4 separate regions of the Homo sapiens genome follow, and regions 1, 2 and 3 are each linked to region 4. Evidence: chromatin loops called from intact Hi-C (ENCODE). Cell type or tissue: PC-9. All regions are shown on one strand. Region 1 has its middle 30 kb from the start of LIMCH1. Region 2 has its middle 12 kb from the start of LIMCH1. Region 3 overlaps LIMCH1 (LIM and calponin homology domains 1). Region 4 has its middle 110 kb from the start of LIMCH1.

Region 1 (8,000 bases), 76 kb after region 4:
TCTCCTTTTAATTTATAGTACCCCCTACTGAATAACTTGGCACCAATTCTCTGAGAGTGGACAGGAGACCTTGGAGCTATCCAGTTCAGTTTCTCCTCACAACCATTTGCTGTCTCCTAGAATAAGGCCCCTCCATTTTCAGCTCTGTCCAACCTCAGGGTCTGTCTCTGCATACTTCAGACCTTTCTTTCCAGGGGTTGGGGTTAATGTTTGCTTCCCTGGCATTAGTCCTGATATCTCTTCATTCTGAGTTTCCTAGTGTTTCTTTAACCATTTCTTCCAGGAGGTCTAGGGGAGCCCCAGTCAATGGGATCCCTGTGGAGCTGTTCAAACATCCTAGGTAGGTTTTGAAATTGATGAGCTCCTGTGTCTCCACAGGGATGCTATTGATGTCATCAGAACAATTCCTTTTTGCATCTGAGCAGTTCCACTCATTGCAGATAATTCACCTCCTCTGCCCTGCTCACTTCAAGCCAGTGGTGCTTCCCACTCGTGGGAGCAACCCCATACTCACCTTCAGATTCCCAAATGCTCCCTGGCAATGGCAGTATGCAGATACTCTTCATGGCTATTTGTAGCTTGCGCATAGAGAAATGCAAAGCCAAGTTTCAGTGAGTGTATGACTGTGTTTATTTTCTTACCTTGATTCTTACTGATATGCTCTCCCTTATTCTCTGGTTTGCTTATCATTTTCCCCACTCCTTTCTTCCATTTTTGTTACTATCTAAGGACATATATTTAACAAAAGCCAGTTCAAACCCTTTTATGAGAGAGTATAGTGGAAAGTGAATGGATTTTGGAATTCCTTCATTAAATCCTATGAAATTGTGTCAATAGACCAAAAAATAGTCAGATAATGTGATTTCCTAGGGTTCAACCTAGTAGATGGAGCAGATCCTAGATTTGCCTCCTGTGTATCCTTAGGCTAGTAACCTAACCTCTTTGAGTCCCCCAGTTTACTTTTATCTATAAAAACAGATCATAATTGTAAAAATCCATATAGGATTGTTCTGAGGATAAAATGAATTGAAAATATGTATAAAATTCTTTGTTCAGTGTTTGGAACATAGCAGGCACTTAAATGTTAACTTTCCCCCGTTCGTCTATGTAACAGAGAAATTACTACTTCTTGAGGTTTCTAGGAGATTCCAGTGAGAGAATACAGTCAAGCACTCAGCATAGCATCTGGCACTTGCTTGGCACCCTGTACCACTGGCTGTTCTTATTATTGTTTTTGGAAATAGTCCAAAAGTCAATTATGAATATGACATAGTCATTGCAACTCTGTGTCACTGTGCACCCAGTGGCTCGCTCCCTTGGGCTGCCAGCAAGCCACGGGATGAAGGCATTTGGATTATACTTTCTAGCTTCTCTCATCTAGCTTGTGATCAAAAACTGGGCAAGAAAATTTGGGTCCCTTACAAACTTGATCATGTGTGAATAATGAACTTTGGCTGGCAGAGCTTGGGGACTAGAGTGATTGTTTTGAAAACAATAACCCTGACCTCTGTGGTGATGTCATTTTCTCCCATCCATCCAGTCTGTTGTGGTTTTCTTCTCTGGGAAGCTGTTCCAGAACCTTCTAGGCAGTGTTAATAGGTTCTTGTCTGGCTGCTAAGTACCCATACACAACTCCACTTTAGTGCTATTATAGAGCTCTACCTCTTTGTCCCATCTTTGTACCGGATTGAGAGCTTTCTTGAAGACCCTTTGTCTTTGTATTTCACTCATTGGACACTGGTGTAGCAAATAATCCATCTATAGAAACACTTGGTGAATAGATTGAGACCAAGTTATAAGATTTCTACCTAGGCCACCTGATCATCAATGACTGCCTTTAACTTTCTCCCAGTCTTAGTCAGTATTATTCTCTCTCTCTGTGTTTCTGACACACACACACACACACACACACACACACACACACACACACACTTTGTATAAACAACAGACCCATCCCTAAAGACTGGGAGACCAAAGGATGGATGTATTTGCTTTCTTCAAGTGTAAGATTCTCTATTACAAATTCCATCTTCCTAGGAGTCATAGAACTGAACTTAAAAGTTTTGTTTTGCAAACGTATTGTCATGAAATGAAAGTGTGAGTATGTTAATCTACAAATAAGTGACCAATAAAGAATGTCTTAGTGGATTTTTGTCTCAGTTCCTGTGTTGCTGAAATGATTTTCCAAAGATAAGAAATCTGTTGGCAAACACTTATTCTATCATCACTGATAAATGAGCTGCTTGTCAGAAGGAGGTCTGGCCTTAGATTCTTGTCATGATTTCAGCATGAGATGTGGTGTGTCACGGATGTGTCCTAGTCTTGTAGGACAGGTTGAGGGTTGATGGTGTAACTTTGTGTGGAGACATTTTATCACATGGAGGAATTGTTGGCTATCGACCATGTGCTGCATAGCACCAAATTAGGCACCAAGAGGCATAAAAACAGAATGTAAGACATGATCTTCAAAAGTTTTATGATGTGCTTGGGGACTGGACCCACACACACAGAGCAGTTAAGTTACAGTGTAAACCAGTGTACGAGTAAATGTAAAACCAACAAAGATTTAATCTCCAAGATTTAATAAGAGGTTAAATGAGGATACTGTTATGACTTGGGAGACAGTTAATTGGGGAGATATAATATTAATTGACTATTAAGAATAGGTTGAGGGAAAGGGAAAATCATCTTTATAGAGAAAAACAAGTAGTTTTTTCTTTCTTTATACTTTCATAACACTCTGGTCACAAAAATGTGTGGTTTTTATCCCTCATAATGACCAATTCTCCAATACCAGCTGGTTATCTTAAAGTTTAACTTAATCTCGACACTAACTGGAGATAATACAGACTACACAGGTTAAGGGCTCAGTCCCACAAGACTGCCCCCACCCCTCATTTAGATGCCAGTTGCAAATAACAGGTCCTCAGGTGATCCACAACTTCTGTCCACTTGGCTACAAATTGGAGGCTCTCATGGCCTCCTTCTTGGGTTTGAATATTTATCAGAATGGCTCACAGAACTCCGGGGTACATCCGTGTATTTATGGATTTATTCTAAAGGATCTGATAAAGGGTACACATGAACAGCCAAATGGAAGATGCAGAGGGGAAGGCGTGGGGCCAAGGGAATAGGGTTTTCATCCCTTTCTTGTTGGTCCATCCTCCCAGCACCTCCACACGCCCAGCAACCCAGTATATCTTCAGACTCTTGAAACAGAGGGATTGAAACCGGGATTTTTATGGAGGCTTTGTCACTTAGGCATGATTGGTTGTTAATTCCATTTCCAGCCTCTCTCCCCTTCCTGGAGGATGGGAGTGGGGCTAGAAGTTCCAAGCTTCTAATCGTAGCTTGGTCTTTCTGGTAACCAGCCTCCATCTAGGAGCCTACCAAGAGTCACCTCATTAGAGCAAAAGACACTCCTATCACCCAGGAAATTCCAAGGGATTAGGAGTTCTGCGTCAGCAACTGGGGTCAGAGACTAAATATCAGAGTAAAAAAATGCACCTAGCATTCCTATTGCTCAGGAAATTACAAGGATTTTAGGGACTCTGTGCCAGGAGCTGGGGATGAAGACCAAAATATGGATTTCTTAATATAATTCACAGTATCACAGCATCCTACACAGGGACAAAGGCAGGAGGGAAGGTTTGGAGTCAGGAATGAGTAGGCTGTGTTTGGCACATATAGAGGATAGGTGCCTGAAAGGGCAAGGACATCTCTTCCTTTATCCAACTGACCTTTATAGGAACCCACTTATGAGTGTGGTAAGTTACTGTAAAGATGAATGCATTATGCAATCAAATCATGTAATGGTGGTGGTGGGAGGGGGGCGGGCAGCTGATTTGAGATCTAAATCCTGACTGTGTGGGATATAAATCTCAGATTCCCTTCAAGAAGCACATTTAGGTGGAGACCTGAACGAAGAGGAGAAATTATTCTCTTCTACCAGGAAAGAGGAAAGGGAAATGAAAGTTGAGAAGAAACATACTCTAGGGCTGAAAGAATAACATGATTGAAAACTCTACGACTGGAACAAGCTCTGTGTCTTGGAGGAATTGCAGGTAGACTTGTTTGGCCAAAAGGTAGAAAACCAGTGGGGCAATGGTATGAGATCAGTGTGGATGGAGAGAAGTAGTGGGGGCAAGATTGTGCAGGGCCTTGCAAGCCATATAAGGATTTGGTGGTTTGATTCCCAAGAGCAATGGAAATGAAGAGGATTTTGAAGAAATCAGCAGCACCTGGTAGAGTATAGTGATGAATGAAAGAAAAGACAAAAAATAATTTTGGTGTTTCAGTTGAGTGGGGTCCTGATACAAGCCAGAAAGGCTCCTCTGTTTGTTGGAGAGGTCATGGTTTTAGTTTGGGCAGGATGAGTTCGGGATATGGACAAGCCACCCAGGACCAGAGTCCTGTAGGCTGTTGGGGATGAGGGCCTGGCTCTTAGAGGTGAGACGATGCATTCAACTTGCTCAAGTTGGATTTGTGAGCCATTGTCGGACATCAGGGTTAAGCTATGAGATATGGAAGCCTCTCTGAGGGAAAGGCCACATTAGGAAAGAGCCGCAGAAGGAGGTCTCAGTTTGAGGAAGTGTCTCCCCTGGGTCATGGGTGGGAGAAAGAGAAGCTCACAAAAGAGCTATCAGAGAGATGAGAGGAAACCCAGGAGACTGTGAGGTCATGGAAACCAAGAGGGCTAAGAAGACTTTTAAGAAGGTGGAGGTGACTTGTATTGTATGTCCCCAGTAGATATCAGTTTGAGCAAAACCTCAGAAAAGGCCTGCCTTGCTTGCAGAAGGAAGGACTGGAGACTTTTAACAATTAATATGTATCTCTGGGAACTGCCAGTCAACTGATCATGATTCCACCTAACTGTTTTAGGTCTAGCTCATGTTTGTGTATCATTCCAACAGCTATTGTTAGAGACCTTGTGTAATATAAAGTACACATGCAATCATTTTCTGAAACATTGGTAAAGAGATGAGATTAGTATGACCCAATGGCTGATTAGTAGAGCAACAATACAACCTGTCATTCAAACTGAGACACTGTTCAGAGCGAAAGGGGGTATTAACCAGATGAGATGCTGGAACAAGTGGAAGCTGGGACTGACCTCAGCTAACTGGGATATATGGTCACCCCAGTTATTGATGACTTTAGACTGGTCCCTACTGGTCACCATTGCTTTGTTCAGTATTCACAAACCAATCCCTTATTTAGTCCTCAGAGCAACCCCAGTGAACCTAGATCTTCCAACCCCTCTTCTGTAGATGATTAGATGGAGACCCGAGGTGGTAGGGCACAATGTGTCTTTGCACTCTTTGTCTAGAGCTCTCTCTCTAACCCAGATGCTCGCTCCAATCTCAGCAAACTTGGGTCCTTTTTCCATTACTGATTTTGGCCTTAGCAGACTGGGAAGAATTTGATAGACTTTCTATGTAGGGTTCTCCCTTGTCCTTCTGCCAAATCACAATTGGCCACGCTGACTTGGCCTGTCTCCAGCTGTTTGGCACCAAGACTCATTAAGCCTTTAAGTTCAAGTGAGGACATTTCAACCCGCTCCTTTTCTGAAAAAGATCTCCAGTGAAAAAGCTGCTTTTTGTTTGAAGATTGGCCTGGCTTAGGTGGGGGCTTAGGCAAGAATTGAGTATCCCCAACAGGCTTCTGTTAGAAAGATGAAAACAGATGGAGAACATGGAAGGTGAATATGCAGGACTCATGGTGAGCAGAATGAGCCCCCAGTGTTGCCTCTTTTTTTGAATCCTCACCAAATAAATAGCCCTTGGCTCCTACTCAAAAGAGGGACTCAGCACAGTAGGGGTACTGTCTCCATTCAAACTGTTCTTTGGACATCAATTACAAAGTCTACTCTGGGAGCTCTTGTGTGCACTTGAGCATCTTGCCTTTGGAATATTCTCAAGCTCATCCATCTTTGTAAATATTCTGTTCATTAAAAATTATACGATCCTTGTCACTTCCTTTCTCCTAATACATAGTCTTATATGACCCAGACCCAGTAGGGCATTTACAGAGTTTGTTTTGAAGCTTCCTAGAAATGTGTTTGAAACTTATTTTAGCAGAATTGTCACTTGGAACCACTTCCCTCAACATGTGGCAATTCCCTCATCCTATTAATCTGCTCCTTAATAAATATTAAAATTCTCCTGACTTGAATCTCAGGCTAATCTTTCTCCTCCTGAACAAATTTTTGACAGATTTTTAAGAATGATCAATTAATTTAAGAAAATATAACAACTGGTTTAAATGTGGACTGCTCATGTGGTAGATGAGAAACTGGCCTAGCCCATTGCCTGCCTGTGGGGTTACATGCTGGATTAGGCTTTGCTTAGATTTAAGAGGATTTAGTAGCTCTAATTGTATTTCCTTAATAATCCATTTTTTGATTGTCTCTAATGGGCTGTCAGGCTTGGTGGGCTGGCTTCCCATGATGAAGTGTGCAAAATCTCTGCCTCACCTGTTCTGAATGTTCCCTTTGGTTACTCGAAGGAGTGGACTTTTTCTTAAATAGCCTACTAAGGACCCAGTTTATAAATGATTTTTTTTTTTTGAGATGGAGTTTCATTCTTGTCGCCTAGGCTGGAGTGCACTGGCACGATCTCGGCTTGCTGCAACCTCTGCCTCCCGGGTTCAAGTGATTCTGCTGCCTCAGCCTCCCGAGTAGCTGGGATTACAGGCGTCTGCCACCATGCCTGGCTAATTTTTGTATTTTTAGTAGAGACGGAGTTTCGCCATGTTGGGCAGGCTGGTCTCGAACTCCTGCCCTCAGGTGATCCGCCCACCTCGGCCTCCCAAAGTGCTGGGATTAAAGGTGTGAGCCACCGCACCCGACCAAATGATTTCTTTAAAAAGTTAACTATGAAGAAATAGACTTCCTTCTTGGTATCAAGAGGAAGAAAGAGTGAATAAAAAGAAAAAGTGAAGACTGTATATCTGAGTGATTAGCTCTAGTGCTTGCCCTTCCTTAAGCCACTGTAGACTCTGCTGGGAGGCTAACATTCCCAAACATGGCTTCATCGTGACTGGTGGCCTCTTCCCAGAAGACGGGGTGTGATTCAAGTTCCTTTGCCTAGAACGTGGTGTCCCTCTGTCTGGGTGCAATGATTCTATTCAACTCATCAGCCCTGTCCATTTGCACTGGTCACAGAGGTTGATCTATTATTGTTCCTACAATTCTCTTTGTGCTTCCCTGCTTTGTATCTTTCTTGCATTTGCTTCTAGCTACCTGCAGTGCTGTATTCCCTGTCCATTTCCATCTTCTTAAATCCCAAACAAACGCAATGGGCACCTTTCCCTCCACCACAACATCCCCAGTGCTGCAACCTGAATTCAGTCCTCTGAGCACCCATCGCTGTGACAGCCATACATCCCGAAGTGGAGATGACAACCCTGATTTCAACTGCTGTCTCCCTCATTTCTTGTTTGAAGGAGAAATTTTGGCTGTGCCTAGAGCAAGTCATTTGTCTCACACATGGCACTACTCATGAAGTTGGATATTTTAACTTTCTATTAGATGATAAATTCCTTGAAGTACTGACAGCGACTCACCCATCTTTGTATGCCTAATGGTGCTTGCACATGGCAGGCATGTAGTAAGCTTTTGAAGGGAGGACGGGAAGAAGAAAGATTATTTTAAAATTAATACTTTTGAAATTATTGATATGTTTATAACTAACCAGTAAATTTGTGTAGTAAAATGCTACAATTTTAACTCAGAATGGATCATAGACATAAATGTAAGTGCTAAACCTACAAAACTCTTAGAATAAAACATGGCAGTAAATCTTTGTGACCTTGGATTAGGCAATCATTTTTTATATATAACATCAAAAATACAAGTGACAAGAAAAAATAAATAAACTGGACTATATCAAAATTAAAAACTTTTGTCCTGCAAATGATATCATCTCTCAACCCACAGAATGGGAAAAAATATTTGCAAATCATATATCTGATAAGAGGCTTGTATCCAAAATATATAA
Region 2 (8,000 bases), 94 kb after region 4:
GTGATTGCTAAAAATATTAATATAGTTCTTAGATATAGAGGACAAAAAGCATACCTCTTTAAAAGATAATTTTAAAATAATGAATTTTGGGGTAGGACATTTTGTTATTTTTTCTACTTTGCCTAATTAACAACAAAGCTCAGATCTCAGTCTGTCTGGTAGCAATGGTATTTCATCTTATTAGAAAAATCTAAAACTATTAGACAGAGTGGTTGATCTGTCAGCTCTGCAGTCATCAGTGGTCCACAGCTATTGAAAAGGGCATAGCTCCATATGTATGGATGAGGGGTCTCCAAGGTAAATTGTTCAACCTCCAAAATATATTGTTAAGTGAAAAAACAAGGTGTAGGACAGTGTGTACTATATGCTACACATATATATTTTTAAATTCTATATATTTTTTATAAATTCTCCTCTGGAAAGTCTTTCAGGTTGCCTTCAGAGAGTAGGCTGGAGTCCTGTGGTACAAAGGTGACAGTGAGATATTTTACTGTATATCCTTTTGATGCTTTTGAGTTGTCAACAACTGTACAAAAATATTATCTTAAAATTCAGTTTAAAATGACACTGTTAAAAACTACTAAGAAAAGTAATGTATCTGAGAAAAGCAAAAGTAGCGAGAAAAAGAATTTTGTACATTTAAAAATGTGGCTTTGGAGATATCATATCTATCTGTGTATTTTAAACCAGAAGATTTGGGATATTTACACCACCTGAGAGAATGCATTGATCTAAGAAATTTGGGTTCTGGGCCTGAGTGTGCTACTAACCAGCTCTGGGGAAGTCACTCAGACTTCAATTCAGACTTCACCAGGCCTCAATTTTCTGAACTATAAAATGAGAAGAGTGAATAAATTGCCTTCCAACTGGTAAAACCAATAAGTCCAAAATAAGTTATAAAGAAGCATTTTTAAAAGGTTAAATTTATGGTTAAAAAATAAGTGCATTCATGAAAAGAGCAGCCAGCTTGGCTCTCCGTGGGCAAAACAGCACTTGTGCACTCTGAGTACCGCCTCTTGGTAGCAGCATGTTGGAATTGCAGTGAAAATTACCGAGAACAGCCAATTAATCTTGCATGCAAAAATGGAATATCCTGTCTGTCACAATCACTGTAGGGACATTTCTCAACATATGAATATATGGTGGTATCAAAGTCAAAGATAGTCTAAATTCAAGACTATTAAACCATTTGAAAAATTTTTGTTACTGATCTGTAGAAATCTGGCAAGCACAGGTTCTTTATAATTTGTTATAACCTTGGATTGCATGAATTTTAACAGAGGTCAGCAAACTTTTTCCATAAAGCATCAAATAGTAAAGATTTTATGCTTTGTGGCCCCTCAGGTCTCCATTGTAACTACTCAACTCTGCAGTTGTAGCACAAAAGTAGCCATAGACAATATGTAAATGAATGAGGATGGTTATATTCCTGTTCCAGTAAGACTTTATTTATAAGTACAGGTGTTGGACCAGATTTGGCTCATGGATTGTAGTTTGTTGACCTCTCAATTATGATACACTCCTACCCTAAGTTTCTCTTTGCACAGTATTCTAAGTTACCTAATTGCCTGATTCCCGAACGTGGAAATAACATTCTACATTCTACAGCCCCTTACCTTCAATCACTTATTTATGAATAACCTACTTTGCAAATACTACACTTTACCCAATTACCCCGATGCTAACCATATTTTAATTTTATAAGTTGCTTTCCTTGTTTCTCTTCACTCTGGGTTTTTATGTCCTGAAAACAGGCAATGATAGTTGTTTCTCTTGCATTCCCTTGCTTGTGTAACCATTGTTATATAATTTCAATCTTTAGCTGAAAATCTTTTGCTCAAATATCTTTTGTACCTAGGGACTCTTGGTTAGCCTTGTTTAAAATCTTCAGAATATGATTGGCTAACCTCTTATTAAACACATTCTTCCCTTTTTAAAGTGAAACTCAACCACATTGAAAAAGCCACTCTTCTCAAAGAGCAAGTAGGGTCTGACTTAGAATGTGTCTTGGCGAATCATTTGTAAAGATAGAAACTGGTCTTTGAATTTAGTGCATCCCTGGAGAGATCCATGTCTTAGCCAGGAAAATTGGCAACAAGCCTTACCTGAGTTGTAATACCTGGTTCCAGTTCCAGATAATTCCCTCACAACCTCAATCCAGCTCTCCCCCTTGTCCTTTTCCTTGAAGCCCTCCTCAGTCTCTACCTTTTCTCATCTCTCAACATTTCTAAATTCTAAAACTTCACCTGCCGTGGACCAACTTGATGTTGGCAAAGCTCTTCACTTATATGCATGAAGGCTGATAGATTATTGAGATTTACTATATGCTTTAAATTCACTGCTTTTCCTATCCAGCAATTTAGCTGTAGCCCCGGATAAAGGTGATTTGTGTGATCCATCTTGCTTTATGTCTCACTTGACATTCTGCCTTTTTCATGACAGGTTGCTGAATGCTATAAAGCCAGGACTTGTTAAAAAGATCAATAGATTGCCTACCCCCATTGCAGGACTGGTGAGTACGTGGAATTGAGATTTATTTTCCAATATTCCTTTGCTCTAACCTAGGGGTCATGACAGCACCATTTATTACAGTTCTCTCCTGCAATATATATTCCACTTGAATGAGAACGCATTGAATCCATTAAACGAAGAGGTCACTTAAAATGAAAGATTGCAGTCATGCCTAAATGGCATGTTAATCTTTGTTTGTGTTTTTTCCATGAGTGATAAGGACCTTCATTCTCAAAGAGCTAAATTTGTTTTGGTGTGAGAGGCTGATAATTAGGTTGACCCTTGGGGGAGGAATGTGATTTTAATTACGTTTTCTCATTTCAGTTCATCACTGCATTCCCCTAGAATGGAGGGTAGGGGAGGTAGAGAGAAAGAGAATTTTAAGAGAAAACAGTCGTTTTATAATAAATTGCTGCTTTCAATATTATAATCTACTTGGGTTGAAATACCACAATTGTAGGCCAACTATCCTGAAGACATACTGGGGCACTAAGGTGGTCTAACGTCATCTGGAGAACTGTTTAAGCAGAATCCTTGCCCTTCTGAACCTATCCACATAAAATCTAAAACTTACATGTTCATATGTGGTTAGAAGCAGAATATTTTTTTCATGCGTTGATATGTCTTATAATTCTTGGCAACTAATTTTTTAATTGCTTCATCGATGTTGCCTTTGTGTAGAAAAAGGAAAGAAGTAGAAGATGAGGAAGACAATCAAATCTTAGTTTTGGAAGGAATTGGCATATGTGTGTGTGCGTGCACACGCGCGCGCACACACACACACAGAGCAGAGGAAGTATGTAGCTCGGTAATGACTCACTGATTGTTTCCATTGTGATCGCCTTCTGCGCATGTAGTTTTGCAGAAAGCAATGAGAAGAATGTCAAGAATTTAAGCAGGATCCTACGTAGACCTTACTGATTGTTGTTAAAAAGCTTCTTAGCCATATCACGATGACTAATTGAAATTAGATGTGACAAAAAACCAATTGTGTTTGAGAATTGTGGGGGGTCCTTGTGGGAAGGTACATGGTTTCAGCAAGTTGAATGAAATAGATGTTTTCTTTAAGAACTGCTATTTCTGTGGATGCATTTTATTCCCCATATTGGTTGGTAGTGAGCTGGTGATTAGTCGTTAAAAATCTTTCTAATTTTGTTCTTCAGAATCATGTAACCAAATAAGTTAGTTAATATCGAGATAGATACATATATTTGGAAGGAATATATTTGAATAGTTCTATAAAATAAATAATATATAAGTATTATATATCAGTGTATACATATATCAATTATTTTAAAACATTTAGTAAATTCACCTCTTCCAAATGTTAAAGCCAAGGTCTTAATGATCCTGATGAACATCTGTTTGTCCCTAAGCCTATGGCAACTCTGGACCCTGGAGCTCTGGGGTTTAATGTTATAGAAGCAAAATTTGCAGCATAAAACTAAGGAAGGCCCCAGGAAAATCCAGATGAGGAGAAACAAGTCACTCCCAGTCCAGTAGCTAAAGAGAAAAGGCTTTCAAAACCTCAATTTAAAATGGAAATCATAAATAATTTTAGTAAAATTAACTGTTAGGGGCACATGCATTTGTCTTTATATTATTTCCTATCATGGATCAAATGTTGTTTCTCACATATTGCCTCTGTCTTGGAGCATTTGGGCAACTTGATACAAGAAGACAAGGTGACCTCATCTTCTTTCCTTCTATTTATGTTCTTGACTAGTATTCCTCTACTTTCTTTTTTCATTTGGATTTCCTTTTCACTTTGTCCTTGCTATCGCTTTTTTTTTTTTTTTGCCCCTTTCAATGAACACCTCCCCTGCTTACCGTCACCCTGTATCATTTATATTTTCTTAACTAATTTATCATCTTTAGTCCAAAAAAATACTTTCTTAAGTAAAGTCACCTACTAACCCATTCACTAGTGACTCCTGAATCTACAAACCTGGTCAAACTCTTTTCCTTTGCTCCAGTTGCCTTGAGATCAACATTTCCACAAAAACCAGAGCACTTGTGGCCCTGGTGGGAAACAGATCGCCATCCCGCAACCCCCTGTTATGTTCATGTACTTCCACGGTTCTCGCGTCATGCCTGTGCCTCCCTCTCTATGCTCATATTCTTGACTGTGTCCATGACTTCAGCTCTCCATGATATTGACCCAAAGCAGCATTTCTCATCAAGTACTCTCTCCTGAACTCCAGACCTCGTGTTCTGTCTATTGGACAGTTTCATCTCGGTATCCTACTGGCACCTCAAACTTAACATATTCAAATGGGACTTGCATCACCAGTCCTGTGCACCTATTTCCCAATGTAAGTGAAGGCATCATAGACATGCAGTTGCACCAGTTCAGCTATCAAAGAATTTTCCCATTTGTCTACTTGTCTGCATTTCCTTGGCCACTGCCCCAGAGCAGGCCATCCTCATCTCTTGCCTGGACTATAATAGTTGACTCACAGTTCTGCAAACACTCTTCACTCCCATGAATGGTGCCTTTTCTTGTGATATGTGTTATTCATTGAATACTTTCCTCCTGCTCTTCTTGACAAAATTATATTTGTCCATCAAGATCTAACACAGACTAACACATCTTTTAAGTTAAAAAATAAAATAAATTAAATAAAACTAAAGATCTAATGCAAAACAGCCTCCTTTGTGAAACCTTTAGTATTTATAGTCCATTATGATCTTTTATTATAGAATACAGAGAATATCCCCTGGTATAGGAGAAAATGAGTTAATACTCGAGAGAGATAAAAGTAGCTCTGTTCTGAAATATATTTTGGAAAGTAAGATTTTGAATAACTATGGTTAACAGTTTGAAATTAAAGGCCTGCAAGTGGTTTCGTATTCATGTCAAGACACTATGTCTTTAAGTAGTTGGCCATGATCAAACTTACCGATATCTATAATGGGTCCAAATGATGTTAGATGTCCTGGTGATGCACTAAGAAATCACAGCAGTTCTCAGGAAACAATACGACAAATCCACATTAAGGGACATACTGCAAAACAGCTGGCCTGTCCTCTTCACCACTGTCAGCGTCATTAAAAATACTGCCCCGTCCTCGGCCGGGCGTGGTGGTGGCTCACGCCTGTAATCCCAGCACTTTGGGAGGCCGAGGCGGGCGGATCACGATGTCAGGAGATTGCGACCACGGTAAAACTCCGTCTCTACTAAAAATACAAAAAATTAGCCAGGCGCGGTGGTGGGCGCCTGTAGTCCCAGCTACTCAGGAGGCTGAGGCAGGAGAATGGCGTGAACCCGGGAGGCGGAGCTTGCAGTGAGCCAAGATTGCGCCACTGCACTCCAGCCTGGGCGACAGAGCGAGACTCCGTCTCAAAAAAAAAAAAAAAAAAAAAAAAAAACTGCCCCATCCCCAAAAGGCTGGAAAACTGTCGTAGATTAAAGATGACTAAGGAAATATGACAGCCTCATACAGTGCATGATCCTTAGTTGGGAAAACGCAACTATAATAGACATTATTGAGACAATTAGGGAAATTTGAATATAAATTGAGTATTAGATAATAGTATTCTCTCAGTGTTGGATTTCCTGTATGCGATAGCTATCTTTGTGTATATAGGAGAATACTATTGATCTTAGATGGCAAATATATATGCTGGAGTATTTTGAAATGAAATGTCATGTATACAACCAATCCTCAATATGTTTAGCAAAAAAGTCTGGGTACATAATATATAATTTCATATACACATAGAGATAAGAAGGAAGGAAAGGAAGGAAGGAAGGGAGAGAGGAAGAAAGGGAGGAAGGGTGGAAATGTGGCAAAATACTGTCTCTAGATAAAGGGCGTACGGGGGTCATGGTACTATTCTTGCAACCTTTTGGTAGGTTTGAAATTTTTCAATATAAAAAGTTGAGGATTAAAATACATTAATTCTCTTATTTTCAGGGGAGACATAGGAAACCTCAAATAATTAATGGGTTTGAAGATGGCAGAGATCATCTTGTTAGTAGAGATGCAGCCTTTGTGTGAGGGTATTTTTCAAACAATATTTTCTTCTTCCAAATATTCATGACAGTCAGGAAAGGGCAGATAGAAAAATCCCTGAAATACTTCTGAATACATCAGGTTGGTTTTTTCACTTTGTCAGGGGTTGACAGGCCACTGACCGTCTGTTGATCAAGAAGTCCATAGTAGCAGGGGCCATAGAGATCTGAGAAGTGTGGCCAGAGGGTTTTCTATGCCTGGAAGCCATGCCCGTGTGTCTTAATGGGCTAGTGTTGAGAAGCCAATCCATTAAGATGGCCCAGCTGCTTGACTTGAAGATAAATAAAAAAGTGTGTTTTCACATAGCAATATCAAATTATAAACATATGTAGATTTACAAAGGCATGAATAGGTGTATTTTAGCCCCTGAGTTAAGCTGTGGTTACAAAGAATTCAGGGGTGAAGGTGTTAAAACAAAGTAGTTGAAAATCATTTCCTGGCAAGAATGCAAAGACCCTGAATCCGGGTCTGCATTTCTTCTGCAACGATTGCTGACATATGAAGCCGTGTGGTGACTGCCTGCAGATGCTTGCATTCTCTTTTAGGTGTTAGTGATACTGTTTGCTGCTGCCAGAGAGAAAGTCCTCAAATTTAGGTCTTGGCATACCAAAGGTTTTTTTTTAAAATGCTGCACTTCAGTCTGCTAGCTCATCAGTATTGTACTATCGAGCCACATCTTGAAACTCAATTTAGTGGTCATCAGAGATCATGCTAAATGTTGTTTCATCCCAGGAGCTTTAGGTTTTGTGCAAAAGCCATGAATGTATGAAATCTTTGCTTATGATAGGAGTTTGGGGATTAAGCCTTTTCTTGCACAGATTTGAATTGTGACAGCCGTCGTGTGTGCACATATGCACATGTGAAGTATAATTGGAAATAGGTGATATTTGCGGATTCTGCCCCTGAGTGCTGAACCTTCTTAGAGTTGTCATGAAATACTGTTTGATTTTTCCATGGGTCTGTAAGGATAAAAGTGATCTGAGGAAAAGACAATTTTACGTCTTAGATGTATCTTAGAAGGACATCTTAGATGTGTTTGTTTTGCAGATGAGGACATGTGGGTCCATAAAGGGAAATTATTTGCCCCACATTAGACAAACAGTAAAAGATGAGATGGATCCCGAGCCCTGGCCACCCCTCTCCTTGGTTATTACATATACACTGTTCCCAGTTGAAGATGGGACACATTTTAATGACATTTTATTTTACCTTTTTTGAAAAAGAGAGGAAGGCAAAAACTCATTTTTTAAGTTCATCTCTTTTTTTTCTTTCTGTCGGCCAATACCTACAAAATATCTTTCTGAGCTCTGTGAAAGGCCTTACTTCATGTATCACTTCTTAGCCTGATGAACGATGGAAATTTGACGCTAGCTGAAGGTCAGAAGCAGAAGCAGGAATGTGACTGGTCAGATGATCCTACCATTCAGTAACCCTAACCCACTCAGAAACGCATTTTGGGGAAAAGGATGT
Region 3 (8,000 bases), 230 kb after region 4:
GTCACCAGCACAGGCAGGGTTCCCACCTCCCCTGCCTTCTAGCAGTATGACCCTCGGTAAGTCGCTTAACCTCCCGGGCCTCAGTTTCTTCACTTGTATGAAGGGAATCATGTTGGTACCTACCTCCTAAGCTTGCTCTGAGAATTATGTGAGACGATTCTTATGAAAGGCCCAACAGCACTGACACGTGGCAAGTGCAGTAAATATTGATTGCAGTTTCTGCTGTTGCTACTATCAAGTTACCGTATCAAATGTCAGGATGTAACCTTTAAAGCACCTTTTAAGGTAAGTTATCTGGAGTTTAGTATTTGAGTGCTGAGCCATAGAGAAATGTCTTGAGAAATGTGAGAATTCTTGAAAGCAGAAGTTCTCCAGCATACATAAGTGGTAAAACGTTGCTGGAATGTGGTATGCTGGTACAATAAGCCTTAGTGAAGTAGTTAGTGCTTGAGCACCCCATCCCCTTTGCATCACACATTAGGTCTTTAGGTCTAAAGGGCTTCATGAACTATCTTATTTCATTGATTCTAAGTGGCACACTTTTCACATTTTAACATCTCTAAATCAGGATCTGTCTTATAATCAAAAGTGCATCATATTTAACAGATGGCGTGTTTTCTTTCTTAGTAGTACCTAAAGTAATACAACTTAAAATTGATGGCATTTTAGATTTAATAAAATATGTTCATTTCTTTGTTCATTTTTGGTCTGGTGAGGCTTTGGCCCTGTTGTGTAGTTATTTATTTTGTTTATAGTATTTGTAAACACCAGTGTTCTCAAGAGGCTCATTCATCAATATTTAACTGCAAATTTGTTTCCCAGTCTCAGTTTTCTATAATGTAATCCATTTGTGGGGAAGGGGAAGCTAAAAATCAGTATTTCTGCCAGTATTTTCTATATAGATGTCATAAAACAAAAATACCATCATGTATTAATATTTCTACATGTGCAAGACAGCACTTTGAATTATAAAACCCAACTTATTCTTTTGCAATGCTAAACTGGTTGATCTTCAAATCCTACTACCATGTTGGAGGTTCATATAGCAAACAATGTAAACACACACATGTACCATAACCTAAATATAACAAAACAGACCAGTTAACTATTCTCACTCATTTAAGTCTCTTGCAGGGATTCAAGTCAGACTTATTGATATATTAAAATATTACAAAATCCAAGGTGATGCATATTTCCTGCCTAGGGTTTTAAAAGTGTGTTTTAACTTAATATTATGTTCTTCCAGAATTGATACATGACTATCTGTCATTAGAAAATGCCCATCTAATTATGAGGATTTCAAAACTACTCCATCCTCCAAAGAAAAATCACATTTTTGCCACTAGATGCTATTGTAAAACCTTTTAGAAACTTGAAAGTTTTGTTGTTTAAAATTTCTTTGTTTTTAAAGAATTCAGTGATGGTTTCCACCAATGCATTAACTTTAAATACCTTTCATTTTGAGAGGCAAAATTTGATTTATGGATAAAATATATATACTTATGAGAGACGAATAAATTCATAGTTCTCGAGAACCCATGGGGATATTTTATGAGTTAATAATGCCTTTTCTGAAACCAACTTTAGCCTTTATCTTAAAACCTTTTAAAATTTATGCAATATTTCATACACACTTTAAAATTTAACTTTAGCTTTTTACAAGAAACTTCTACCAAAAAATGCAATAGTCATTAACTTGCTCTCTTTAATTATCAAAATATAATCTAGCTAGTATTTAATTTAACATTTTATTTATTTTTACTAAGTAAATATTGTAATAGCAGGATAATTTTGGACTTCATTCTAGAGTCAATTGGCTCCCAGTGAAAGACAATGTAAAATTACATTGATTTTGTTTTCCAATTACAGAAGTAATACATAGTCATTATAGAACATTTTGGAATATATAAAATGTATGTAAAGAGAAGGAAAAGTCACCCAAAACTTAAGCACATTAAAAATAATCACAATTAACATTTTTGTATTTTCTTACTATCTTTTTTTCTATATGTTTATGTATAGGCATGTATATAATCATATACATGTAAACATCAAACTATGTATACAGTTTACATTTCCTATCATTAGTAAGTATTTTCACGTATCATTAACTATTATTCAACATCTTATTTTTTCATGATTATATTGCCTTTATGGACATGCAGTAATTCATTCAATCATTCCCCAATTATTGGATATTTAAGTTGTTTCAATTTTTTTTACTATTGTAAATTCCATCAAGCATAAAACTGACACAATTGAAGTACTACTGAGAGAGAGGAACACAAGCATTAGAGTAATTACTGGAGGTGCCATGGAGATGAACATGACAGTGATGTACCAAGTGGATTGGACAGTGAGGTTCAAATCACAGAGACTTCTTAGTGGAGAACAAGGAAGAAAGGCAAACCTGGAGTCCCAGCCATAGAAACAGAAAGGAAATGATTGATATGAAAACTAGTATGTTAGAAACTTAGAAGGACTTGGCAAATGATGAATATTCATGAGGTATGAGTCAAAGATCACTTGAAAGTTTATGTGATGGGAAGAACTGCTGCCATAAACAGAAATTGTCAAATTTGGAGGAGAAGGCCATTGACCCTAGAGGTGAAACCGAAGCTCTGATGGACTCTCACAGCTGGAGATGAAAATACGAGTTATACACGGAGAATGTAATGGTGAATCCATGGGAATAATTGATATATTTGAGGGTAATTCAGCACAAGTGGAGGAAAACAGGGTCCAGTTGAAATCTTTCAGAATGACCCATATTTTGATGAAAAGGAGTAAGAACCAGTGAGAAAAGAGTAGTCTGAAAGTGGGGAGGAGAGGGAAAAGGAGAGAATGAATTAGAACTCCAGTAATAGAGATTCACTGGGAGCCCAGGAAGGATGAGAACTGCAGGCTAAAATCCACAATGGTAAGGGCCACAGGCAACTATGCCAAGACAGGCCACTGAGAAGTTAATTGTAACCTTTAAAGAACCACAAAAAGACTTCACTGGTGTTATGACCCTAAGCCAGCTTGAAAGGCTTTCAAGAACAAGTAGGTGATAGCCATGATTTTGAGCTTTTGGTGGTGAAAGAAAAGAAAATGTGGGATGTGCGTCCAAGGCAGTCATAGGAGGTTTGGTGAGATGGTGAACCGCATGGGTGTCCTGTTCTCCATAGAATGTCTCCTTCCAACCAATCCAGGCTCTCGCCATGAAGCTGCCTGGGAAGTAGAAGAGGGAATTCATATGGCCAAACCACTTTGTTGACCTAAAAATTACTGCTTAAAAAATAATTTTTAGAACTTTTAAAGGAATCATTTATTCAAGGGGGAAAAAAATCTCTTTTTCAGGCAACCACTGAGAAAACGGAACCGAATAGTCAAGAGGACAAGAATGATGGTGGAAAATCAAGAAAAGGGAATATAGAACTTGCCTCATCAGGTTTGTTTCATAAGAGACTAGTTTTAAGGCAAATCATGGTAACTGTTTAAGATGTAATGGAAATAGTCAAGAATTTTTCCTACTGAGCCACAGGAAAGTAGTAATTAGACTCCAGGAGTGGTGCGGTTGTGCTGCCACCTAGAGGCTTCCTGGGGAAGTTCTGCCCGTATGGTTAATGTTGCTGTGAAAATAGGAGCCCATGCTCTTTCTTAAAGCTACCCAGTTTTATTTTGTTTTTTAAAATATTTATCCCTATAATCATAAAGAATATTGTGTTCTTCCATATAAATCATGCTAAAAATTGAGGGTAGGATTTTGACACACAGTAACAGCAATAGATAAGCGAGAGGTCAAAAACATAAAAATAGACGCTGAAATGGTAAAGCTCACATATAGTTAAAAATGAATAAAATAGTGCCATGAATCTGGACAGTGAGTATAATATACTGTATTCGTTGTTTTAGGAAGAAGACCCTGTTCCCGAAAGTCTTGTTCCTCAATATTTTTTTGCAGCCTTATCAATATGTTTAACACTTTTCTTCTTTTGATAAACAGTAAAACCTCTCACCCTCTTTCAATACCAAATTATTATTTTTTATAAGGCCTTTCTCCAGTGTTTACCACTTGAGAAACATAATTTGTCAATTACCAAATTATTTTTAGGTAACATTTTTAAATAAATTAAATATCACTTAAAATAATAGCATTTACTTTTTCAAACTAGATTGTGCCTTCACATTTTGATATGCCCCCTTAGGTAGTGACTTTTCCACCCCTTCTAAAGTGAACCTAATTCTTCTTTATGTATCAGAGAACACTTTATTTTCATTGCATTATATACATATACCCCACAATCCGTAACACATTCCAATTAAGAAATTCTGATGTTAAAATGGAGCATTGAAATACAAAAAAAGGAAGCATCAGGTTGCTGCTCATTCACTGGGATAGAAACTACCTGTAGATGTTCTCTTATCTAGCCCAGCTGTCATAATTATATATTTCGTGTCAGCATTCTGTTCCATGTGGTGTTATTCAGATGTAAACCGTGACCCTTACTAAAAACTTAAGTTCTTCATAGTGTGGTTATAGGACGTGATTTGTGTTGCTTGTTGTTCAATACCATGAAAGAGCTTTGGGAATTCCAGCATCTTAGGCTCTTTTATATCTCTGAGCACACTGTCATTCAGCTTATATTGCCAGGACGGGATATGGACTGAATGTACTTCATGGCATTGCAGAATAAATGGTCCTATAGATATTTGATTTTCTTTTCCTTCTGTACGTTTCTGGATGTAACTCCATTGCAGAACCACAGCATTTTACAACAACTGTGACTCGATGCAGCCCGACCGTGGCCTTTGTGGAATTTCCCTCCAGCCCCCAGCTGAAGAATGATGTGTCGGAAGAAAAAGACCAGAAGAAACCAGAAAATGAAATGAGTGGAAAGGTGGAGTTGGTGCTGTCACAAAAGGTGAAGTGCAGAGTGGAGGAAAGCGGTTAAACCCACAAGTTAACATGGCCCCATATTACAGCTAGCTGCTGCTGTGGCAGTTGTGAATAATGAAGATTTATTTCTCTCCTCATCTTTTTTCCTATCTTTAATCTGTAGTTTTTCTTTTTCGTGTGTGTGTGTGTGTGTGTGTGTGTGTGTGTGTGTGTGATGGAGTTTTGCTCTTGTTGCCCAGGCTGGAGTGCAGCGGTGTGATCTCTGCTCACCACAACTTCTACCTCCTGGGTTCAAGTGATTCTCCTGCCTTAGGCTCCCGAGTAGCTGGGATTATAGGCGTCTGCCACCACGCCCAGCTAATTTTTATATTTTTAGTAGAGACGGGGTTTCACCATGTTGGCCAGGCTATTCTTTGTGGAAAAGTGTAATATAAGTTCTAAAGCCTTGCAGTTAGGTTTTAGTTTGCTGTGTGTGTTTGCTTATTTGCTTTTTAACCTGTCAGCTTACTGGCTAGTCTCTCTCCAATAATCATCTATTTGTTAGCCATGGTAATTCTGATGCCACTGGATTTGGATAACAAGAAACCTAGAAAATTATTATTCTGATATAATAGGTTTTAAAGTCTTGTTTTTATTAAAGTTTCTTCCTTGTTTAGAGTCTCATCTCATTCACATTAGTTTGATTTGTTTTCAGGTACAGAGTCTAAAAATATTCATCAGTTACACCAGTTGTTCGCAACCTTGATTACTCTTGGGAATTTAAAAAATAACAAGCTAGCTGGGTGTGGTGGCTCACAACTGTAATCCCAGCACTTTGGGAGGCCAGGGCAGGAGGATCACTTGAGCCCAGGAGTTCAAGACTAGCCTGGGCAACCCAGAAAGTCTTCATCTCTAAAAAAAAAAAAAAAAAAAAATAGTAATAATAATAATAGTTAGCCAGGCATGGTGGTGAGTGCCTGTAATTCCAGATACTGTGGAGGCTTAGGTGGGAGGATCACTTAGCCCAAGAGGTCAAGGCTGCTGTGAGCTGTGATTATACCACTGCACTCTAACCTGGGCGACACAGCTAGACCCCATCTCAAAAACAAACAAACAAAACAATCCAAGCCCATTCCAGACCAAATAAATTAGAATCTGTGGAGGCAGAGCCCAGGCATCTGTATTTTTTAAAGCTCCCAGGTAATTTTAATGGGCCACCACTACGGACTTGCACAACTGGAAGACTATCCGTAGTGGTGTACCACCTTTCAGAATGGACCCTCAATTTGGGTATGACCTTAAAGTGAAAAATCTGCCACTTGTAGTTCCAGTTTATTCATCATTTACTCAACCAGTATTGGCTGTGCACCTACTATGTCATGCCTGGCCCTGTGCTAGGTACTGGATAGTCAACAGTGAACATGATGCACTCCCTGGCCTTAGGAGCTGAGAATTCTGTATCCTTGGTAGAGCCTCTAAAATGCCTGTTGCCTTGATGCGTTTTCAATATTTCAGACCCTAGCTATTCTTCATTTTTATAGATAATTAATGGTCTGCAGGTCTGGAAAGGGGAACTAAACTGGGAGTCAAACGTTGGGAGGCAGGCAGAATTTCCCACCTTTGCAGGTTTCGTTTTATCAGCATCACACTAGTTACTATTATTTATTACCCTTCCAAATTTACTTGCTTTTCCCACTTAAATCTAAACTGAAAGGAAAAATCTGTATCATTGCAAGTAAAACATATAACTTGAACAGAATGAATACCCTAAGTAAAAAGCAGTCATTGCGAACCTCATCTGTGGAACCTCATCTTGGAGTTCATCTGTGGATCACCAGAGTCACACCTGCCCTACTATGGAAAAAAGTGTTTTCAGGACTTCTTCAGTTTGTTCGTGTGTGTGTTTTTGTGCATTGTGCCTTTTGGTCATCTGGTAAACATTATTCTCAGAATATTTTTTAAGCGTAAAATAAAATACACAGGATTACCAAGTTATTCTTGGTATCATGTGGTGCCAAATATATATATAGCCCCTGAATACTGTTTTGTTGACTCCAGGATAAGAACCCCTGCCAGCTGATGAGCAAATGGAATCATGGTCTTTGAATCAAACACTTTTCTCACTTAGACTATGTGAATTTCTCCCTTTTCTTCCTTTCTTACTGTACGGCTAGCTCTTAGATAAAGGGCGAATGGTGGCCACTGTGATTGCAACAGCTTTTATTTCCTGATTTCACTTGAGAGTGTTTCCTTTATAAAGCAAAGCACCCATGCTTACAGGCTTACCTTTTTACATAGCGGTCATTTTGATCATTGCTGATGACCCTTAACTGTTTCATTTACAACCAGGCATTACTGAAACATGTTTTTGCCAGCCTCCACTACAAGGAAATGCTATGAGGTTAATGACTGGTGGGTTGTCAGCTTTGGGAAGGCTAGACCTTATCATTTGCTGTGTAGCACCAACGTTCATTTGGACACCTCGTTGACCTCTGTAATGCAGAATGAGGTGATTAGTTTTCTTTAAGATTCTCTTAGAGTTGAATATATTATTCATAAAAATTCCTTCTGAGGATAAATTCTAACATTAATTTATTCTGAGGACCAAATTAGGGATCAGCATATGATGAAACAAGTGCTCTGTGGTCTCACTCGCCCTGAGGTCATTGATCTATAGGGAACACAGCCACCAGCCAAAGAGTGAATCAGAGAAGGTCCTGCGAGCAGCTGAAAAAAACATAAATTTATACAGCCACGCTCCTCATTCAGACCTATGCACAGTGTCAACCAATGCTTATTTTAGACATTTTTGTTTTAATAAGTTTGGTAATCTGGTCTTTCAGCAATCAGCTAATCAGAAGCAACAAACCAGAAGAAGGGTGTTTCTACTAAAGGTCATTCATATTAGGGAGAAACAAAATTAAGTAGCAATAACAAGAAAAATCTGTTTTACAAAGCAAACATAAGAATTTTTAAAGTCTGTAATTTTGGAACTATTTACAAGTAGTAACAAGTAGTCCAACATGCCTCAAAAATTCCCTAAGGGCATCAGATACTAAGGCACTGTTCGACAGTGGTTGTTTATAATAATGTTTCTTTGTCAGCAGGCAAAGTATACTGTCTTTAATGTGCTTTGCAT
Region 4 (8,000 bases):
TTGGTTATATCACTTAACCTCACTGTCCCTCATCTGTATAATGGTAATAATAGTAGTACCTCCTCCGTGCTATCATGATTAAATAAGTTAATATCTCTAAAGCACTACATAATAAGTGCTGTGCAAGTGTTTTTAAAACACATGAAAAGGAAATAGAGATGAGATAATGTCAGAAGAGATTAGTGTTAAGCCCTTGAAGGGAGGGGGCAATTTCAAATGAGAAGAGCTGATAGGGAGTGGCAGAGAAAGCAAGTAAATTGGGGATTAAATGATAGACTATGCATTTGGCCATTTGGAGTTCTTAAGTAACTTCTAACTATTCAGAATGTGGCTTTAAGCAAGCCAATTTATCTCCCTATCGGTAAAAGGTGACACTTGGCTGGCTCGATATTCTGTTATGTGTCCCAGCCCCAGAAATGCACAGACTGGTTTCCATTTTTAGTGGAGTGCTGTGAGCAGAAGCCAGACTGAGATTTCAGGTTGGATTGAGGAAAGATGAAAGAGCTGACACTTGGTATCTAAGTCATTTCCTGGCAGTGAGTGAGAAGAGAGAGCATCGCTAATGGCAAAGCCAGGGCTGAGAGGCATGGGGTTGAGTTGCTGTGTGAAGACAGTCGCTCACTGCTGCCTGAAGTCTTCCATGGTTTCTTCTGTGATTTCTTCCTTTCCCATCTCAAGCATTTGATTCCCCTTCTTACTTTTTTTCTGACTGTTACTCTTTCGAAGTTGCCTGTGAAAGGGCCTCCTTGTTTGAAATCTCTTCTTGGGAAGGAAGAAAGTGGCATGCAGCAACGTAAATAGCAGGTGCAAATCCTCCAGATGAGTTCCAGCCGAGGGAGAGTGGTGCTTGAGTGGCTGTGCTGAATTCCTCCTCCCAACTTGATAGCAGATTTTTGATATTACAGTCCATCTGTGCACCATTTTTTAATGCGTATGTTTTTGTTTTTTGGTTTGCTTTATTCTCATTTTTTCCCTTGGGCTCTTTAAGTAGTCTTATTCTACAAAGCAGCATTTTTTTTCTTTTTCTTATTTGTGCTTCTAGTGCTCTGACCCATGGGTTTTTTTAAATATAAATTCACTTGCGTTTAGCCATAGCCACCGAGTGAAGGGTACTCATTTCTGAGGAACATACTTATTATTCTGGCATAAGCTATGTGAACAGACTGTTCTCTACAGATTTGAGTATCTTTGAGAGGTGCTGGCGACAACAATGGCATTTGGCAGCATGATGCTCTGTTCAAACAAATATTCAACTTGGTTTATATTAGCGTTTGTATCAGGCTGTGGTAAGCACAGTATTCTCAGATTTGAACCTATAAAGAATTATGGAAAAAGGATGGTGAGGTCCGCAGAAGTGGTCATGGCACTTATATTTTTCCAGTTTGCCTTTCTTGATTTTTCTTCATTAAATTTTCATTCAGTGTTTTTATCAGACAGGATGTGTTAGATGATGCTGCAGTAACAAATGATACCCAAGTCTCAGTTGCTTAAAGAAACACCATTTTCTTTATTGGCTATGCTACATATCCATGGAGGGCTGGCCTTCATGTAGGCCTTCATGTAGATGCACGTTGATAGATATCCCCCTGTCACCAGTTACAAGGGAAGGAAAGGAAACATGGTGAATCATGCACACTGTCTTGTGGGATTTGGCTTAGAAGTAATATTACTTCTGCTCATATTCATTGGCCAGTCAATGAAAGGCAAGTCAAATGGCCATGCCTAACTTCACATGGATGGGCAGGGAAACACAATCCTATAATGTTCTTGGAGGAAGGAGAATTGGAAATATTTGGTGAACAGCACTAAATTCCTAATACAGTATAGACGTTACGTAAGTCAAATACCATAATAGAGTCTAGGGGCACAAAGATGAATGGAGTGTATTCTAATTCTAGAGAAATTATATTTTTTGGGGGAAATAGCTTTATATAGGAATTTCAAAATGATGGTGATGAAGCTAAGATGTTTTTAAAACCATTTCTGTATTTTATTATATTTATCTATTTATTTTTTGAGACAGAGTCTTGCTCTGTTGCCCAAGCTGGAGTGCAGTGGTGCGATCTTGGCTCACCACAATCTCTGCCTCCAGAGGTTCAAGCGATTCTCTTGCCTCAGCCTTCCGAGTAGCTGGGACTACAGGCACGTGCCACTACGCCCGGCTAATTTTCGTATTTTTAGTTGAGATGGAGTTTCACCACGTTGGCTAGGATGGTCTCGATCTCCTGACCTCAAGATCTGTCTGCCTCGGCCTCCCAAAGTGCTGGGATTACAGGCTTGAGCCATCGGGCACCCTGCCCCCATCTCTGTATTTTAAAAGATTAGGAATGTTTCCTTTGTTGTTTCATTTCTCCAGTTTTTGTAAGTATGTTCCAAAAGTTACAAATAGCTACTAAATAATCTTCAGAACTTAAATATGATGAAGAAAAATTGGCTTTACTTAATTTTACATAATGTTTGGGTCCTTTCTTGAATCTTTATATGTGAAAGACATCATTTTTGTGGTTTTGCCATGCTTTAGCAGTCTAAAAATTGAATGTGCCTAAGGAGAATAACTTTTTTATTACATGCTGGCTTAAATCTCAGACAGAATTCCATTGAAAGCCAGTTGGTTTTCTGTTTTGTTTTTTTTTTCTATGTGTCTTTCAGTGCTGAAATTGGAAATAAACCAGCATTATGGCTTCATGACGGAAAGTGTAGCAATTCTGCACAATGCACAAGCAAGTTTGTCATTTAAAATAGCAGACATCTGTCAGAAGTTGGTGCTGACCTTCTAAACTGCAACTGAATGTTCAGACTGTTATTTCTCCATCCTCCTCAGATGCATTTCCAGTGTTGGGCTCACAGCCCCATGCTTCTTGTCTGCTTCCTAGTGGGTTATGGGTTGTGTCCTAGAGTCTAGACATGAAATGAAAAATGATTATGTAATCTGTTTCCCTTCTTCTCTGCAAAATTCAGAGGAAGGGTCAAAGCTTTGAGACATACCACCTCCCCCTGCTTGGTGGAAAGAGCAGATTTTGAGGATCTATAGACATAGAGTTGGAATCTTGGCCAGCCCCTTCTTACCTGTAGAACTTTGGGCAGATTGCTTTATCTCTTTAATTCTCAGCTTCCTTCCCAGTCATATGAAGAGCATAAGAACTGTTTCAGTGGCTTGTTGTGAGGGTTAAGTATATGGTTTATATAAAATGCCAACAGTGTCTGACATGTAACAAGCACCCAATAAATATTCCCTATTGGCACAGTGCTTACTGGTTTTTAAAGAACTTCATTACATTTTATCTCATGGGACTACATCAAGGAGGTAAAAGGCATCTAGCTGAATTAGTTTTCCATTAACTTTCCAAGAAAATAAATACAGACTGCATTCTCTTGGAGTCACAGTTGACTTCGCAAAGATCTTATTTTATTATGATATGTGTATGTTTTCTTCTCTACTCACATTTTCCCTCACCCATCATCTGTTACATTACATATAGACTGAATCCTCTACACTTTTTAAGTTATAAATCTTTTCTTGTGCTATTATGAGTTTTGGGTGATTACTTCAGCCAGCAATGGATGATTAAGGGCTGAGGGGATTGGTGTTCATACTATAGGAGAAGAAAACAAAAACTTTGATAATTTTAATAATAATGACTAACACCAATTGAATAATGATTCTGTGCCTAGTTCCTAATTGAAGTTTTCTTTTTTCTATGAAATCATAATTAATCTTCTCTCCACTCTGTAAGGCAGCTATGACTATTACTTGCACATTGCAGGTGAAGAAATTTAGGCTAGGATGTTAAATAATTTGTCCAAGGCAGTATACTTAGTAAGATTAGCACTGGAATTTAAATCCGTGATTGTTTGATTTCAAAATTGCTGTTTTTCCCCACTCAGCTCTATAGTACAGATAAATTTGGGTTTAAAATAGGGAGGTTATATTGCTGGCTGATGCGTGTTGTGTGAACACTGTCTGAGTGGATTAATTGTGGCAGCTAAAAATAACAGGGTGTATTGTTGACTTTTTGTACAGTCTAAACTTCTTTTCTGGATGACTTTAAAATATGAGTGTGTTGCTGCTCTTGATTCCTAACAGAGAACTTTAGAGACCTGGAAGCCTGTCCTTTGTGTAACTCTTTACGTATAACGTCAGATTCTGTGGACAGGTGGCCCCTGATCTGCATCCCTAACAGGAGGGTTAGTACTGAGAAGTAAGGGTAAAGATAGAAGCTAGAAAAACAAATAGGCTGTACCTTCCTGTCTGAATTATTCTCTCATTTTTCTCATCCCTGACAACTTTCTCAATAAATTGTCCTAGCAAGTAAATCCATGGGTCTCTATCCTTGTTGGGAATAGCATCATTTGGGCAAAGCTTTGCCATCAATTTTTCATTTAAAAACATTTCCTAAGGTAAACATTAAGGCCTGAATGACAGCTATAGTTTGAGATTTTTACTTTGAATTATGAGGCTTACTTGGCTGGACACCATTTTTCAATGGCAACGATCCTTCCTGTTTTAAAACCTGATTGTTAAAATACAGGACATATGGGAGATCTTAAAAAGATCAAGTTCCAAGTATAATTCTTTTTCAAGTAGGCAGTGGAGTCTGGTGCATAATGTTCCAATCTAGTTTCACGGTCCTTTTGATCAACCCAAAATAAAACTGAACAAGACAGCATCTCTCAAAGGGTTAATACCCTGGAATTTCACACTTAACAATCGGCATTATGTTCTTTGCATTCTTGAGGAATTTTCTCACTGATGTCAAAAGACTTTGGTTTGTTATGCAAGACAGTGGTCCAGTGACTTTGCATATCACATTCTCTTAACATGAGGGAAATCCTTGCATGCTAATTGGAGAAGGAAAAAAGTAGTGCAAGTGGTTCTTTGGCTACAGATGAATTAAATGAGGGAGGGCATTTAGTGAAAAAACAAAGCACAACAAAACCCTTGCAAATGAGCGGGCATTCTTTTGAAATGGCTGCTTACTCTAGTCGTTTTGCGTCTGTCTTACTGCTGTGCTGTGTCACTGTGATTCCAGTTTTGGGGGGGAAACACTTGAATGTATATATGGTTTGTTTTTTATTTTTCTGATTGCTTTAATTACCTATTGCTGTATAAGAAATGACTCCAAACTTAGTGGCTTAAAATAACAACAATTTATTGTTTCTTAAGATTCCATGAGTTGACTAGTTCAATTCTGTTCCATGGGGTGTTGGCTGGTCCCTGTGTTCAGTTGGTGCCGGGGCTGGGCTGGAAGGTCCAAGACATCTTTTCTCACATGTCTGGTACCTCAGTGCTTCTCCACGTGGCCTTTCTACCTGGCAGGTTTGGGCGCCCTCATAGCATGGTGGTTTCAGGGTAGTTGGACTTCCTCAGGTAGCTGGCCTTCAAGGAAAAGAAAGCAGAAGCTGTTAGTCTTCTTTTTTTTTTTTTTTTAAACTTTTAAATTATAAAGCTGTCAGTCTTCTTAAGGCCAAGCTTGAAAGTGGCAGCATGTTACTTCCACCATATCCTGTTGGTCAAAGGAAGCCCTAGAGTCAGTCCAGATTTGAGGGAAGTCGGGGAAATAGACCCCATTTCTGGAAGGGTGGAGTGGCATGTCCCTATAGGAGGAAACGAATTGATGGCCCAAATTGTACAAGTAGAGGGAGGACTGAGGGCAGAGGGGCTCGTCTTAGCTGGTGGGAACACCAAGGGCGGAGGAGAGTTTTGTCCCACTTTCTTTTTAGGGTTCTGGACAGACACTGCTATGTGAGTAACTTCATGCCAGCTTAAAAGGGGTACACTTCCAAGTGACATAAGAGGACAAAATGGTGAGGTCAGGTGGAAGGGGCCCCAGGGCACTCACCAAGGCTCTCTCAGCTCCTGTGTGATGGCAGAAGGAGCCAGATGTTCTGGAATTCTTCCAAGGGAGGTCTCAGAAGGCAGCTGAGTTAAGAGGCAGTGGGCTTAGGCTAGGAACTGGGTGGAGAATGGACCCAGAGCTGGCTGTGGCACCACTGGAGGCCAGCCAGTGGCACTCTAAGGCCCTGGCCACCAGCTGTAGACATCAGCTACAGATGTCCATGGAATATCTAGGGTTGTAGAGCTAGCCGGTTTCACTCCCATGGTCACCAGGCCAGGCAGCAACCCAGACTAGCTGCTTTGCAGCAGAGGGCAGCTAGGATGTAGAGGACAACATGTGATTTGCATTCTCCATCTCTCACATCACCATAATGGAGACACTCTTCCCTCTCCCCATACACCTGGTTACAGTTGGTTTTTGGGGTATTTTTTTCCTGAGACAGTCTTGCTTTGTCACCCAGGCTGGAGTGCAGGGGTGTGATCTTGGCTCACTGCCACCTCCACCTCCCAAGTTCAGGAGATTCTCCTGCCTCAGCCTCCTGAGTAGCTGGGATTACAGGTGCCCACCCCCATGCCCGGCTAACTTTTGTATTTTTAGTAGAGCCAGGGTTTTGCTATGTTGGCCAGGCTGGTCTTGGACTCCTGACCTCAGATGATCCGCCAGTCTTGGCCTCCCAAAGTGCTGGGATTACAGGCGTGAGCCACCATACCCAGCCCTGGATACTGTCTTGATGAACAGAAATCTGAGTGACTGAGCATGGTGTCTAAAAAGACTGAACCTAAAGGAACTGTTTAATTTATTGCATAGGAGTAAATATTTGCCAGACTTTTCTACAGTTGGGTCTCCCTTTTTCCAATAGTCTGAATAAAGTCTTCCTATGGATGTTAATATCTTAATCCTTAGAGCCTCTGGCTATATTATCTTATATGGAAAATGAGACTTTGCAGATATGGTTAAATCAAGGATCCTGAGATGGGGAGATTATCCTAGGTTATCTCAGTGGACCCTATGTTATCACAAAAGTCCTCATAAGAGGGGGACTGGACATCAGAAGCAGAAAAAGAGGAGATTATCCAATGTTATCCCAGTGGACCCTATGTTACCACAGAAGTCCTTATAAGAGGGAGACTGGATATCAGAAACAGAAAACGGAGAGATGATGATGGAACCAGGTATTGGAGTGATGCATTTCGACGATGAAGAAGGGACCATGAGCAAAGGAAAACAGGTGGCCTCTAGAAGCTGGAAAGGGCATGGAAAGCCTCCTGTTCCCCGTGCCGAAGCCTCCAGAAGGAAGGCAGCCCTGCCAACATCTGGACATTAAATTTCCTACCCCTAGAACTGTAAGAGTCAATTTGTATGGTTTTAAGCCACTAAACTTAATGTGGTAACTTGTTAGAGCAGCCACAGGAAACTAATACACCCTTCTTGTCCTAAACCAGTCACTTAGAAACATTGAAGCTACAATTTCTTTGCTCATTTGAGTGCAGAATAAAGCTAATAGAGTTCTATTTTATTTTTTCTCCCATTCATTTTCCTAGTAAGATATTATTTCTGACTATTTGATGAGCAAGAACATTGAGGGGTAAGGAGTGAAGTTCAGTAACTTTGCCCAGGTTGAATGGTTAATGATTGAGCAGGATTAATCTAAGCTGCAGAGACACTGTCTGGGAACATCATGCAAGATCAGGGTCTCATATAAAAATGTATTAAGTAGAAGTTTATATACAGAGTAAGCTTTCGGTATCTCAAAAATCTTATTTCTGAAGTCCTATATTGTAGCAACTTATTGACATGATGATTCCTATAATAGAAATAATAAAACAGTTGCCACTACGTGACTCAAATTGTCCCCTCCTTATTTTGAAGACTTCACTCAGCTTCTCAAGAAATAACCAGTGTACCATATTTGTTCCACTTTCAATGATACAGGCACTTTTCAATTCATTTATTACTTTTGTAAAGTTTAGTTCTAATAAAGCTCATAGAGCCATAAGAAAATCTCTTTAAACCTTGTTTTTCTATTAAAAAAATACATTCTGGGTTGTAAATTAGGAGGCCAGGAATTCTTGTTCCCTCTTTGGAGGTGATTGTGGTGGTGGTTTGAGCTGTCTCCTTGCCTAGATCTAGGTACCTGGACTCCACAACTATTCACTGTTCGCA

What was found. Hi-C counts contacts between places; a loop is a spot of excess contacts. Peaks named below come from ENCODE experiments on the same cell type or tissue, not always from the same donor. Only the 100,000 strongest peaks of a DNase experiment are listed, where the experiment ranks them.
Region 1: a loop joins it to region 4, with 2.8 times the contacts of the local background. A loop is called at or near these places in 3 of 110 quality-filtered maps.
Region 2: a loop joins it to region 4, with 6 times the contacts of the local background. A loop is called at or near these places in 16 of 110 quality-filtered maps.
Region 3: it touches region 4 in a loop (5-fold over the local background); 5 of 110 quality-filtered maps call a loop at or near these places.

What each region holds. Positions count from the first base shown.
Region 1 is chr4:41,504,038-41,512,037 of GRCh38, forward strand. It overlaps a transcript of LIMCH1 not described here. Among named protein-coding and RNA genes, the nearest start is that of LIMCH1, 30 kb to the right of the region's middle. In PC-9, no CTCF peak of the experiment used is centred here; no DNase peak of the experiment used is centred here.
Region 2 is chr4:41,521,967-41,529,966 of GRCh38, forward strand. It overlaps a transcript of LIMCH1 not described here. Among named protein-coding and RNA genes, the nearest start is that of LIMCH1, 12 kb to the right of the region's middle. RefSeq lists an enhancer at 3,077-3,676. In PC-9, no CTCF peak of the experiment used is centred here; DNase peaks (open chromatin) are centred at 3,405 and 4,855; H3K27ac peaks cover 6,160 bases.
Region 3 is chr4:41,658,078-41,666,077 of GRCh38, forward strand. It overlaps LIMCH1 (LIM and calponin homology domains 1), which reads left to right. Exons shown (of 32, transcript NM_001330672.2): 19 at 3,343-3,433; 20 at 4,744-4,907. Among named protein-coding and RNA genes, the nearest start is that of LIMCH1-AS1, 31 kb to the right of the region's middle. In PC-9, CTCF peaks have their summits at 3,582 (motif pointing left) and 3,783; a DNase peak (open chromatin) is centred at 284; H3K27ac peaks cover 2,355 bases.
Region 4 is chr4:41,428,265-41,436,264 of GRCh38, forward strand. It overlaps a transcript of LIMCH1 not described here. Among named protein-coding and RNA genes, the nearest start is that of LIMCH1, 110 kb to the right of the region's middle. RefSeq lists enhancers at 4,323-5,025, 5,026-5,729. In PC-9, no CTCF peak of the experiment used is centred here; a DNase peak (open chromatin) is centred at 4,787; H3K27ac peaks cover 3,492 bases.